Regions from separate parts of the Homo sapiens genome. Here region 1 is linked to region 2. A link is a contact called in ENCODE Hi-C or POLR2A ChIA-PET data. All regions are on one chromosome and are shown on one strand. The core of a region is the stretch at or near the end of the contact, and the rest is flanking DNA. Distances in the headings are between cores, read along the strand shown.

Region 1 (7,305 bases), core at 1,085-3,584, 99 kb after region 2:
TACCTCTAGATGGAGAAAGGAGGTAGTGACTGGGAGGGTGTAAGAAGGGAACCTCATGGCAGGTAAAATTTTTTTATTTCTTGACCTGGGATATGTTCATTTTGTGAAACTTGATGAACTCACTGTTTTAAAATCATGTACTTTTCTGCATATATGTTATTCTTCAATTAAAAAGTAAAAAGAAGACAGAAAAAGAAAAGGCAGCATGTTAAGACAAAATACTTAACTATATTTTATTAGTGAAAGTTTAGGATCCAATCCACATAAAGAGTTTCTGTTTAAAAATGACAAACAACCTTAGAGAAAAATGGACAAAGATTATAAAAAACAATTCACATAATACATACTATTATCCAATATAAAAGGCAGATTCCCTTAGTTTCTCTCTTCGAAGCCTGGGAAATAGGTACTTAAACACCAATGGCCTTGACTACCCATTTGAATAGGAAAACAAAAGGCTGACAAAATGTTGGGCGGGGGGATGTGGGAAAAGGGGCATCAGTACCCCTTTTCTGACTGTACCATCAGTCAGATATAAATTGTTAAAATTCTTTTGGAGGAAAATTTGGCAATATTTATCAAAATAAAAACAGGACTAACCCCTAGTCCACCATTTCACTTCTAGAAATTCTAAAATAACATTCACGCATGTTCAAAAAGATGTAAGCAAAATAATGTTTTGTTTTGTTTTTCTTTGAGACACAGTTTTGCTCTGTCGCCCATGCTAGAGTGCAGCGGCGCGATCTCTGCTCACTTCAAGCTCTTTTTGATGCCATTCTCCTGTCTCAGCCTCCCAAGTAGCTGAGACTACACCCAGCACCCGCCACGGTGCCCAGCTAATTTTTTGTATTTTTGTTTTTTTAGTAGAGACGGGGTTTCACCATGTTAGCCAGGGTGGTCTTGATCTCCTGACGTCATGATCCACCCGCCTCGGCCTCCCAAAGTGCTGGGATTACAGGCTTGAGCCACCATGCCCAGCCACAAAATAATGTTTATCGCAGCATTTTTTTCTTGTAACATAAAAAAGAAATGGGAAATTAAGTCTCTATGAATCAGAAGAAAATCAAGTTTCTTCATACAATGGAATACTACATGGCTGGTAAAAATATAATGGGGTCCTCTGTGACTTAACGTGACAAAATCTAGCGTAAGGCTAACTCATGAAAGCAACTCTCAAATCAGTGCATTAAACATTATAGCATTCATGTAAAAGAATTAAATACTCAGAGTATGTTTGTAAGGGTTGTTTTCAAGTTTGTCTCTATAGCCTCATAGACTACTTAAATATACCATACCAGAATATTTTTAAGTCACAGAAGTAAAGCGCTAATAAGCAAAAATAAGCATTTAAAGTCTCCTCCATGATGCCTGCTAGATAGTAGAATTCTTATTCCCTGATGTCCTAATGGCAGACTCTGGCTGATGAAAGTGATCAACACCTAACTATACAGGCATTTCAAACAACAGGATTTATTTACGGAGGACAGGAAGGAGGGAGCAGAAATTCTTGTTCAGAAAATAAATTCCTTAGAATTTCATTGAGCTTGTTTATTCTTGGCCTACTCCATGATATGGAATACTTACTTGGACCATCTTCTATCGGTTTAGGGATGGTGGGATGCTCTCTGTCCTGGACAAGGCTGATATGGATCCATAGAAATAAAATGTGAGCCTCCTGTGTGACTTTAAATGTTCCAATAGCGAAATCAGAAAAAAGTAAAATGAAACCAGAGAAATTAATTTTAATAATATATGTTATTAACCCAAGGTATGAAAACAATTATTATCTCAACATTTAATTAATATAAAAGTATTAATGGAATATGATGTATTCAATTTTTTGGTAAGATCTTCAAAATCTGGTGTGCATGTCACACTTACAGCCCATCTTGATTTGGATGCTATGTTTTTCTTGACTTGATCTGTATTTAAATTTCACAAACTTCCCAGTAGATTCAAATACCTAAGTTGTTTTGAACATATCTAAGCATATGAGTTTTTCAAGAACAGAATCAAGTATCAGTTTTTTAAAATTTGGATTTAGACAGAATGAAGTAAAGTTAAAAATTCAGTGCCTCCATTGCCCTGGCCATATTTCGAGTACCCAGTAGCCACATGTGGCCAGTGGCTCCATATTGGACAAGGCAAGTGGAGACCAGTCCTCCCATGTGGTCTTGGAGGTGGGTCTTGGCATTCTTGGGAACTGCTGCCCCAGCCAGCTGGGCTCCCTGGCCATGTTAGCTCTTCTCTGCATCCTGAACACGTGGGAGCTGCAGGCACTGGGACAACCAGGCAAGGGCTGGAGCTCTGCCAGCTTCCAGGGCAGGCAGCTGGTCCCACTTGTCTCAGACACCTGGCTGCCTGACATTTACCCAGCAGCCTCGGCTCCACCATGCAAAGCTGGCGAGGACAGACCAGGGTTCCTGCAGGCTGTGAAGGGCTCTGCAGAGGGACTGCATTCCTGGGGGATGAGCCTGACCTTGGGATGAACCCAGTGGGATGACATAAGCCATGATTTCACAACATGGCAGTGATCACGAGCTCTCTGTGAGCTGGGGTGGACCGCGGTTTCTGCTGAGAGCATGGCGGCTACAGGGGAAACTGAGGCAGCCCACAGCTCTGTCCTGCACCAAGATCTCTCCTTCAAGACAGGTCCCAGAGCCTCAGCATCATCAATCCCTGGGACACACATATCAGTGGCGAGAACTTGTATTTCCTCTGAAAACGGAAGGGCTGCTTTTCCACATCTTGAGAAGTAGCTATTTTTCTCTTTCTTCCTTAAATCAGTGATGAAGCTTCTGTTCAAGTTTCATTCTCGAGAACTGTGCAGAAGCTTCCCTCGCTTTGCGCTCTGGGCTGGGAAGACTACATGGTTCCATCAGTATTCTGTGTTCTCATTTTGGTGAAATTGAAATTTCATGGATTAAATCACCTCTCCTATGTACCCAGTACATGCCATGGAGACAACCCAATAAAAGGCATGGTCCCTGTCCTCCAGGATCCCACAGTTTCATGGAGGAAGTCAAAGGAGACTTCTTTTTATTAAAAACAGTGGCTCACAACCTTGCCTGCACAGTAGAATCCCTGGAAAGTTTTAAAAAGCATCAATGCCTAGGATGCACCACAGAGGTTCTGATTTAATTGGTCTAGGATGCAGCTTTGGCATTGGGATTTTATTTTGTTTTATTTATTTTATTTTATTGTTTGAGATGGAGTTCTGCTCTGTCACCCAGCCTGGAGTGCAATGGTGTGATCTCAGCTCACTGCAACCTTCGCCTCCTAGGTTCAAGCAATTCTCCTGCCTCAACTTCCTGAGTAGCTGGGATTACAGGTGCCCAACACTATGCCCACCTAATTTTGGTATTTTTAGTAGAGATTGGGTTTTACCATGTTGGCCAGGCTGGTGGTGAACTCCTGACCTCAGGTGATCCACCCACCTCCCAAAGTGCTGGGATTACAGGCGTGAACCACTGCCCCTGGCCGGCATGGGGATGTTAAAAGCTTCTCAGGTAATTCTCCTGTGCAGTCTGGGTGCGAGTGACAGTTTTACATCTCAAGTCCATGACCTTAGGGACAATCAACTGGGTCCCAGGAACTCTAATTGAATCCCAGGACTTCTGTGTTCAATGTAGCCTCCAAAGTTATCCTTTAGGTTGGCTGTGGTGGCTCACACCTGTAATCCCAGCACTGTGAGAGGCCAAGGTGGGTGGATCGCTTGAGGTCAGGTGTTCGAGACTAGCCTGGCCAACATGGCAAAACCCTGTCTGTACTAAAAATATAAAAATTAGCCAGGTGTGGTGGGGGGTGCCTGTAATCCCAGCTACTCGGGATGCTGAGGCAGGAGAATCGCATGAACCCGGGAGGCAGAAGTTGCAGTGAGCCAAGATCATGCCACTGCACTCCAACTTGGGCAACAGAACAAGACTCCCTCTTACAAAAACAAAACAAAACAAAAAACCACATGACAACAAAGTGATCCTTCGAAGTGTAAATTAGGCCGTAACCTTCTTCTCTTCAAAATTCTCTGTTGGCTCCCCATGTCCCTTTAAGTAACAGTCAAAGCCCTTGTGTCTCCTGCAAAGTCCATATGACGGGCTTCCCATGATGTCTGGGACCCATCTTCCATGCCCCTCTGCCTGCTTGCTCCCTGGGATCCAGCCGCCCGTGCCTCCTGGCCTTCCCTTGAATACCCCAGGCTCAGCCTTGACTTGGAGCTTTTGCACTGGGTCTTTCTCCTGCTTCCTCCTGTCTGGGGAATGGTCTTCCCCCAGAAATACACGTGGCCAACTCTCTCCTCTCCTTCACACCATTGCTCACATATTATCTTCTCAGTGAGGCTTTCTCTGGTCCTCTCCCAGCCCTGGTGCCCCTTTACCCAGCTCTCCATTTTCCAGCGTACTTGTCTCCTTCCAACGTACTATATGATGTACTTTCTAGCAATGTCTGTTTGTTAGCACCTGTCTCTCCTGCTAGAGATGTGTCTACTTTGTTTGCTGATGTATTCCTGGTGCCTAGGATGTGCCCGACATGAAATGTGTTCTGAAAATATTTAATAAATACATGAAAATCTGGAGAGTCCTAATTAAGACAGATTTCTCAGTAAATGAAGATGATGATTTTAGATGTTTAATGTCCCACATCCAGATTCTAACGAGAATAACAACAGGACTATAGTAAGAGTGATAACCAACACCTTCCTTGGAAAATAGGGAAGAGGTGTGCTACAGAAAGGTCAGAAACTGCAAGGAATTCCTACTAAAAATAGCAGGAGCCTAGGCGTGGTGGCTCATGCCTGTAATTCCAGCTACTGGGGAGAATGAGGCAAGAGCATCTCTTCAGCTCAGGAGTTCGCGGCTGCAGTGAGCTATGCTTGTACCACTGCATTCCAGCCTGGGAGACAGGATGAGACTCCCATCTCAAAAAAAATACAGTAAGTAAATGACAGGTCAAAAAATGAAGAAAAGACCCAAAAGAAATGCGCACCTGCTTGTCTGAGAAAGCAGGAGGTGTCAGGAGACTAGAAGAGACTATGGCAGATCCATTTACACTTCTGCATTGTAAGTATTGAGAATGGAGCTGTGGGCAGGTCATGCGATTGACGTGAACTCCTTGTTCTTTAGCTGTTATGGGTCAACACTGTGGGACGTAGCTGCTCAGAGAGGTTCAAGTGTGAGTACAGTAGTGCCTCCTTATATTCGGGGGATACATTCCAAGGCCCCCACTGCATACCTGAAACTGTGGATAGTACTGAACCCTGTACATACATACCTACGATAAGGCTTAATTTATAATTTAGTCACATAGTTAGGGATTAAAAACAATAACTAATAATAAACCAAAAAAAACAAAATAAGTAAAACAAGGGCTGCCGGGCTCAGTGGCTCATGCCTGTAATCCCAGCACTTTGAGAGGTTGAGGTGAGTGGATCACCTGAGGTCATGAGTTCGAGACCAGCCTGGCCAACATGGTGAAAACCCATTTCTACTAAAAATACAAAAAAATTAGCCAGGCTTGGTGGTGGGCACCTGTAATCCCAGCTACTCAGAAGGCTGAAACAGGAGAATCGCTTGAACTTGGGAGGTGGAGGTTGCAGTGAGCCCAGATCGCACCACTGCACTCTAGGCTGGGTGACGGAGTGAAACCCCATCTCAAAAAATTAAAAAATAAAAAATAAAAATAAATTTTAAAAAATAAGGACTACTTGAATACAAGCTCTGGAATACCAAGACAGTGGATATACTAACCTATAAGTGACTAATGGGTGCACAGTGTCTACAGCCTGGATATACCGGACAAAGGAATGATTCACGTCCCAGACAGGACTGAGCATGATGACATGAGATTTTATCAGCTACTCAGAACTCCACACTATTTAAAAGTTATGAATTGTTTATTTCCGGAATTGTTCATTTAATATTTTCAGACCAAGGTTGACCCTGGGTAACTGATACTGTGGAAAGCAAAATCTTAGATAAGGGGGAACAACTGTAATAACAGCTGCAAATACGAAACCCCAGGCATGGAGGGCTCCCAGCACGGACATGATTCTTCCCAAGGTAGTGGACCGGACCTCGGGGCTGGGAAGCAGTGGTATTCCACATTGGACGTGGAGGCAGATCTAAAGGGAAAACTCCATATGGAAAGCTAATCCTCAGTGTTTGGCTTAAGCAAACACAGAAAAGGAACTGTAGCAAATTGAAATTTTCCTGCTATGATCATCTCCCAGGATGCTTTCTGCTCCTCTCCAGTCGCTGTAGAACTAAACTGGTTTGTAAACTTCTGTCAACCCATCTTTCAGTTTCAGATCTGAATGTATCCAGGTGGACAGGGAGGGATGAGGGGGAGAATCAGCTCACACTGTTTGGGGCATTTACCTAGTTTGGTAGACTTCTTCTTGTTTTAGCTTGAATAATGTGACCAAAAAAAGGTACCTATGAAAAGACTCTGCATTATTTAAGCAAAAGAATATGGCAGTTATAACATACTTAAAATATACTGCATTATTTACCATGTGCTTTCAGTTAAATTCAGAAAAAAATAAACTCTGTAAAATGAAGGAAAAGATGTGAAAATGAGCAAACAGACTGAAATGAAATGGAGGTTCCTGAATTACTAAAATCCTGTAAATAAATAGATAGAACCACAGTGCAGGTGAAAATGACATTATAGGCATTAAATGGCAAAAGTGATACCAGAAAAAAAAAAAAAACAAATGAAGGATACAGAAGGAAAACACGATAAGCTCCAACAGGGCAGAATTTTCTTTTTTAGCTATGAAGATAGACGTTCTGAGAGTCAGGATGAGAGAGACATGGAGGAGATAAGCGAAATATTGAAATATTCATTTAAATACGAAATATTCAAATATCCAAATATCCAGATTTAAAATATAGGAAGAAATAGTGAACAAAAAAATATATACCATTGATATTCCCCCAAAAAAGAGACAAGAAAAATAAAACTGAATACATTATCAAGGATATAATAGTATAAATGTATTTTGGATTTAACAAAGACATTAATCTGAAGATTCATATGGCTTTACATTTACAATACCATTGATGAGGTTCATGAAAAGTGATTAGTTTTTGCACATAAATTTTGTAAAATATTTTTATTTCAAAGGAAAAGAAAAACTCCATAAAGGACAGAAAAGCCAACTAAAACAGAAGAAAGATCAGGCTGTTTTCTTACTTGTGCTCTGCAGTGTTAGGAGTGAAAGTATGATGAAACTGGCAAATTTGATGTCCAGAGAAAAAACTTTTGCTACAGAAAACTTTAAAATGTGGCACACAGTCCAAGGCA
Region 2 (6,660 bases), core at 901-3,400:
TCCTCTGATATTTTTCTGGAGGAAGCTATCAAATACGAGTCTCAGATTGGCAGGGTGCAACCGAAGAGATGAACTAGAGAGAGAGTTCTGAACCAAATGTAAAGATGTAATCACATATGGTTCATTGGATGGAGGCACACACATACCTTAAAATGTGTATCCAAAAAGGAAAGAAAAAAAAAATTTCAAAGACTGGAAGAAGCCCAAGACATTCCTACTACTCAACTTTGTGAAGGATTCCTCCAAAGTTTCAGAGTTTATTTTGGGTAGATAAGCTCATTGCTTGAGCCTGGAATTTAAAGTAGAAGGTGGGACGGGCAAGAAGCAAGCTCCAGGAGGTTAACTAGGGAGGCGGCAAGCTCCCTACAATCACTCCTGGAATTTTCAAACTTTCTAAATTTGGGCAACACCGAGGACAGAGAGCAAAACCTGCATCCTAAGCCCCAAACCAACCCTGTTTTCTTCTGAGATTTTCTGAAGACACTGGCAGGCAAGTACATTTCTGGGAGAAGAGAGAATTATCATTCCTTCTCTGTGACCCCGTGTAAGGGGTCTGGAGTGCAGAGTGCAGCCAACGTGTGAGGTCCCCTGGCAGTGCCGGCTGGCATGATGGAAATTATGGGCACTCAGGGCACCATGGCTACAACGCCTTCCTCCAAGATGGGCACCAGCCAATGCCCTGACCCTACTCTCTGCCCTTCCCTCTTAACATCAAAAGAGAAGTAAAAGAAAGGAAGAGAAAAGAAAAGAAAGGAAGCCCCACTTAACCCTCCCCTTCAGGGAGCATCTGAACCTCTGCACATCTGAGTGTTACTCATATCAAAATACATCACGTCCATATGTGGTCCTCTCGGCAATCCGCCCCAAATCCCAAAGTTGCACTGACAGGGCCCTCCTGACGTCACAGAGCTTGGCCTCACTATTGCAAGTGATTTATTGATGTTTATTGGGAATGAATAGATCAAAGGCAGCAGCATGACGGGCGATCAATCAGTCATCAAATCAAGGATGGCAACGGGCCAGAAACCCTTCTTCCAGGCAACATGCCCCCAACCGACATTATTGCAAAATAATGTTATGTGTGTGGTTTTTGTTTTGTTTTCAATGATGCGTTTTCCAGAAAAGAAAAGAAAAAAATCGGCTCAGTCTTAACAGGAGTTGACACTCCCGGTTAAAGAAGAAGAAAAAAAAAAAAAAAGGAGGAACAAAAAAGTACTCAGACACGTCCCAGAACTAAGTGCTATGCGGAGATGAGGGTGGGAGCAGCAGTACAAGGAGGGGGTGGGGGCGAGGAAACACAAACAGGGGAGAAGGAAACGCCAGCATCTAACATGGACTTGACAGTCATCTGACAATACCCAGACCCTGTGCGCTCCGGGTTCCACCGCTGTGCCCAGTTTGGGCCCAAGAAATGAGGAATCAATCGTGTTAGTACTAAGGTGGCCGAGGGGACCGGCTCGCTCACTCGTTCGCGCTCCCTGGCTCGGCGGACACCAGGCAGTCCCCCGGCGGTCGGCCGCTCGGAGGACGCGGAAGATGTCCCGGGGAACTCAGGTGACCCCGCCCGCCACCCACAGAAAGAGCCAGGCCGGGGTTGCTTCCCATTCCCTCTGCAGCCGGAGAGCTGAGGAGGTAGGGACCTGGCGCGGCTCAGCGCGCTCCGCGAGCGGCTCCCCAAATGGGTGCGAGAGGGAAGAGGGCAGAGCGCGGCGGGGCGTCCGGGGGGCGCCCGGTACCCGAGGCGGGCGCACGCACCCAAACAGGAGAGCGGCGCCCGGAGTTACTCAGTGCGGGCAGAAGAGCGGGGCGAGGAGCGGGGTCGCGCCCGCTGGAGGCGCGGGGCGAGCGGAGGAAGAGGAGGAGGAGAGCAGAAGGAAGGGGAAGCGGCTCGTACCTGCTGCGCGCCGGGGCGCCTGCTGCTTCCTCCTCGGCATGATGCTTCTCCGGCGACTGCCACTGCCGCCGCCGCCGCCGCTGCCGGGCTGAGGACAGGGAGGGAGGGGGCGGCGGGCCCGCGGGGGGGCGAGGCGGGCCTGCTCTCAGCCTCCCCCCCGGAGAGCGGCCGCCCGCAGGATGCTGCTGCGCCCAGGCTCTCCGCGTCCCCCCCGCGCCGCGCTCCGCCGCGAACCCCGAACGTGCGGAGGGAAGAAGGAGGGCGGGCGAGGGAGGCTCGGGGAGGGAGGAGCACGGGGGGGAGGAGGAGGCAGAGGAGGAGGAGGTGGAGGAGGAGGAGGAGGACCGCGCTGCCGGCGGAATGGGAAGTTTGACAAATCGCTCCAGAGGCCAGAGGAGGAGGGGGCGGGGAGGAGCGGCGGCCCTGCCCCCCCCCGCCCCGTCCCCAGACGAGGTGCGCGGGGTTCGGGGCTGGGGGGCGGGGAGAGGGCGGGCAGAGCGGTGGGAGGAGGAGCGCGGGAGCGGCCCGGACCGGTACTGCCCCGGCCCCCGCCCCTAGGCCGGGGGTCACGGCATCCGGGGGGACGCGCAGCCGCCGCCGCGGCCCGGGGCTCGGCGGTCCAGTCTTCTGCCCGTGGCGCGGCTGGAGCGGCGGCGTCGGCAACAGGCAAGCTTAAAGGAAAAGGAGATGATCGTGTCAATCGCCCGCCCGCGGGGGCGCCGCGCCCCCGCCCCCGGCCCCAGGCCCGCGTGGGACCCCCGCCCCGCCAGCGAAAGGGGTGCCGCCCCTCCGCCTCCGCCCCGTGCGCACACGCGGGGGCGCGGCGCCAGCCCCGCCGAGCCCGTCCCGGGGCGCTCGTTACCCCCCACCCCTATTCCCACCCAGCGTTCGTCCCCAGCCACCCCCCAGCTGCCCCACCCGGCTCGCACTCCTCTCCACCCGCCGACTCCGGAGCCCCCAGCGTGGTCCCCGGGCCGGGGCTGGCGTCCCCCGGGGAAGCCAGAGCCCACGGGCAGGCCCCCTCCAGGGAGGAGGCGGGCGCGGGCCGGGGCGGGTGGGGGCAGCCCTCAGACCCCGCGCCACCCAGCTCCTCCCCCAGGACCCGCCGTAGCCACTTCCCCCAATTTTTTTTCCCCGGACAAACTTTCCTGGGCCCGTCCCGGGGGTCGGTGTGGGAGGGGGTTCCTTCAAGTTTCCTCTCCTGACTTTGGGATGATCAGGGTCCCTCCACCCCGCCCCTCGCCCCCGGGAGCCGGGCCGCGCCCCCCATCCACGGCGCGGGCCGATCCTAGGGCGGGACGGGGGCGGGAGAAGGAAACCGGGCTCCCCTGCCCATCCCCCGCCAGGGGCTCCCCCCGAGAGCCTAGGGGGCCGCCGCGCCGTGTCCCGCGCCCGGCCTGCCGGGGCTGCTGGACTAGAGGGATTGATTATTGATTGGTGATCGGGGTCGCTGAGGCTCCGGGCCGGCCCGGCCGACTGGCCGCGGCAAGAAGGAGCTGGCTGGGCGGCGTGGGCGGCGGGGCGACGCGGGCTCACTTACGGGCGGCGGTGAGGGCGCGGGTGGGCCGGAGCTCATGCGGGCGACCCCCGGGCGGCGGCGGCTGAGCGGGAGCCGGAGCCCGAGCGGCGCGGGCGGCGGCGCATCGATGCGCTGCGGGCTCGATTGCGTCTCCCTGGGCCAGCTCTCAGGCCGGGAATGGGGCGGCCGCGCCGGGGCCGGCTCCGGGCGCTGCCGGGCGGCGGCTGCTGGAGCGCGGGGGCGGCCTCCGGGCCCACTATCCCCGAGGCGGCCCTGCGCCCGGGCGCGCCGGCTGGGGCTCTGGCGCTCTCGCAGGCCCCGAGGCCGACAGTCCCGGCGAGGGCGGGCGCCCCGCGCTCCAGCACCGGCTGCCTGAGCGCTCCTGGAGCAGCAAACCCCAGACTTCTTCCTCCTTCTCTCCTTCCTTCCTTCCCCCTCCCCTTATCTTTTTCTTTTTTTAGTCTCTTTCTCCCTCTTTTTCTGCCCTGTGTCCTTTTTATTTTTTCTCTACGACTGTTTTTGCAAGTTTGTTTCAAAAGTTCACAGCATGCTTTCTTTTCTTTTAGACCGGGAGACAGTGATCTCACCCACACGGTAAGATCAAAAGTCTCCGCTCGCCCAGCCTGCGGGCTTGGGCTGGGTCCAGACGTCTCCCAGGATGCAGATGCGCCGCCGCTGGCCTCCCCGGCTATAAAGCCGCCTCCAGCGCCTTTCCGCGCGCAGGAGCGCTCGGAGTTGTGGGGTACGGACCCCAGGCGGGGCAGGGAGTCCGAGGCGGGCTGCGGCGGGGCTCTCGGGCTGGCGGACTCGGGGGCTGAGGCGCCGTGCGCGTTGGGTGCCCGCGGCCGCAGAGGCCAGAACCGCTACTCCTCCAGGCCGGGGAGACGCGGCCGTGGAGCGTGAAACGCTTCTTGCAAGCGAGGAAACGGTGAGTTGGCCGACACCGCCGGCGGCCTCACCATTCTGGTGGCCGCGCTGAGCTCCTGTCGCCTGGAGGCGGGTTGCGCCGCACGGGGTCAGCTCCCGCCGGCTCCCAGCTCACCTTCGAAGCTCCCACTTAGGCGCGCCCGGTGCGGCGTGTGCACAGCGCGGGGCGCCGCACACGGAAGCGTGTAGTTCTCCCTGGTCGCGCTTTTCTCCTCCTTTCCATCCCCTCGCTGTTCTTGCAAACCTCTGTTCCTTCGGCCCCCTCCCACTGCGGGCCGCGGCCTGAACTCGGGTCTCCGCGTAGCCGGCCGCCGCCGCTGGGTCGCTGCCTGGCCCTCCCCCGCTCAGGCGCCGAGCGCTGTGCGATCCGCCCTAACATCTGTCCGTCCAACCATTGGCGCATCCATCAGTGTCAATGGGCTGCACATTGCAGCGACAGCCCGCCACGCACAACACGGGCTATGCGGAGTGCACGCAGCAACCATACTGCCATGTCGGGACACGCAAAAAGGCCCCCGGCCTGGCTTGGCACAGCCTGAAGGCCTAATCTGTGTTCTTTCAGCCACATGTACCCACCCCCACTTAATATCTGGACCCCCAAACATGAATAGTTTTGCAGACCATTGTAGGGATGGAATTGAAGGAAGAGGGGCAGTGTCGCCCGAGTCATTATTTTCCACCAGGTTTTCTCTGCCCTTGTGTGGGCTGGGTGTGGCTAGGAGAGAAGGAAGGGAGACTTCCCAAATCCGCACCAAGCACACTGCAGAACCGGAAGCTACCTGGATGCAAGGGCTTAAACCCCCTTCACCTGGGCCTAGGATGTGTTGTCGAGGTCGCTGGCCAGGTTTTAGCCAGGAGGTCTCGCGCTAAAACTTTTTGGCCCCGCCTGGCTGCTGTGTGTGACATGGCCTGATGGAGAGGAGCTGGAGAGCGGAGGAAAACGTGGATCCCAGTGAGAACTAAGGGCCAGATTTAGGGAGAAATAGTGTCTGGATGGCAGTAAGTCTGTAATTCACATTTTGTTTACAAAGGGAGAAAGGGCAGGGCTGTAGGTTTGAGAAGCCAGAGGTTTGCGCGGAGTTCCGTGTGCCCATTCCCCGAGAGTGCCGCTCTTGGCTGTAGTTGTTTGTTCTACCTGATTTTGCCTCTTGCCTTCAACTCCCCCATAACCCCTCCCCAAATGTCCAGAGGGCAAACATATGCGCATACCTCCCTGATCAATCCAGCCAGACCAAAGGGCCTTCCCTGTCCTCCCCCTAAGAACTTAATGGGAAGAGTGTACGGGGGACCTACTCTTGGGACATCTGCAGGGCGGCTGTACCAGGCGTTTTACCTGACTTTATTCTTACCGCAAAGATTTCCGTCTCGGTACCTGGTGCCCCCTCAGAGTCCACTACACAAACGGGTAAAATCCCGCGCGGCTATTCATTTCGCCATTCGCGAGTAAGAAGGGGAAAAGGAGCCGCTTCTAGGAGAGCACTGAGGTATGCTCGGTTCGGTTCCCGAGGAGGCCAGAAGCGGCCGCGGCGGCGCGGGCTGGAGCTCCCTCCTGCAGGGAGACACCGCGCTCTAGGGTGCGGGCTTCGCCGCCCACATCCAGTGGTCGAACTGTTTTCACGCTAGACTAGAGGGCGGAAAAGTCTGCGCCCGCGGAGAAACTAGAATTCTGTAGAATGTACACTGTGTAGAAATCTTTTCACCCCACTCTTCAGAGTTGCAGATTATCTTTGAAAAACAACAGGCTCTGGCCCTGCCAGCCCTAGTAACTTCTACCCGCCTGAGTCACTCTGAAAAGTAAGCCCCTAGGCCAGTGAGATGTCCCCACCTTTGGGAGGTGCCGCCTTTCCGGGAACATTAAAAAAAAAACCCTAAAAATAGAAGGAGGAAAAATGAGCAAAGGCGGTGGGACGACTCACCGAAACACCGAGGTGCAAATGTCCATTGGAGAAACTGGCAGTCGCATGGCAGCCAGCTGGCTCACCCAATAGCTGGGTGGTAACCTTGTGATCCCCAAACATCCCCCAGGGCCATGAAGGCAGTGCTGACCCCCACGATTGCACCTCAGGCCCGGTGGAATCCCGCTCCTCCTCCATAGTGGTGCTATGTAATCAGTAGAAAATCAGTAGAAAAGCTCCCAAATGAAGCTGCTTCAGGTCAGGGGTTAGAAATCTGCCTCAGACTTTTTGAACTCAAGGAAATCGGGACATCTGTCCCCAGAGCTACCTGTGCCCCACCCCAGGATCATTCATGACCTTAGCTACCGGGAGCTCTGCCCGGATAAGTTTTTAAAAGAGAGAGAGAAAGAAAAAAGTCACATGCA

What was found. A loop is a pair of places that touch in the nucleus more often than their neighbours do. ChIA-PET counts read pairs that join two places held with the same protein, here RNA polymerase II (POLR2A). Pooled maps may share reads with other maps.
Region 1: a map of Right ventricle myocardium inferior shows a loop between it and region 2 (4-fold over the local background). The contact joins the enhancer-like site here to the promoter of TSHZ3 in region 2. A Hi-C loop is called at or near these places in 2 of 168 maps with a recorded cell type or tissue (IMR-90 and Right ventricle myocardium inferior) and 2 of 50 pooled maps. POLR2A ChIA-PET finds 5 or more read pairs at or near these places in 2 of 52 experiments (AG04450 and HEK293).

The regions. Positions count from the first base shown.
Region 1 is chr19:31,446,062-31,453,366 of GRCh38, forward strand. No RefSeq gene overlaps it. Among named protein-coding and RNA genes, the nearest start is that of LINC02841, 70 kb to the right of the region's middle. RefSeq lists an enhancer at 2,394-2,894. Within about 2 kb of position 2,335, at least 3 of the 41 ENCODE cell types and tissues checked have a DNase peak (open chromatin) inside an H3K27ac peak, as active enhancers do.
Region 2 is chr19:31,347,286-31,353,945 of GRCh38, forward strand. TSHZ3 (teashirt zinc finger homeobox 3) reads right to left here and starts at 2,151. Exons shown (of 2, transcript NM_020856.4): 1 at 1,895-2,151. The coding sequence starts at 1,934. It overlaps TSHZ3-AS1 (TSHZ3 antisense RNA 1), which reads left to right. Exons shown (of 3, transcript XR_002958388.2): 1 at 1-1,632. RefSeq lists enhancers at 5,358-5,859, 5,860-6,359.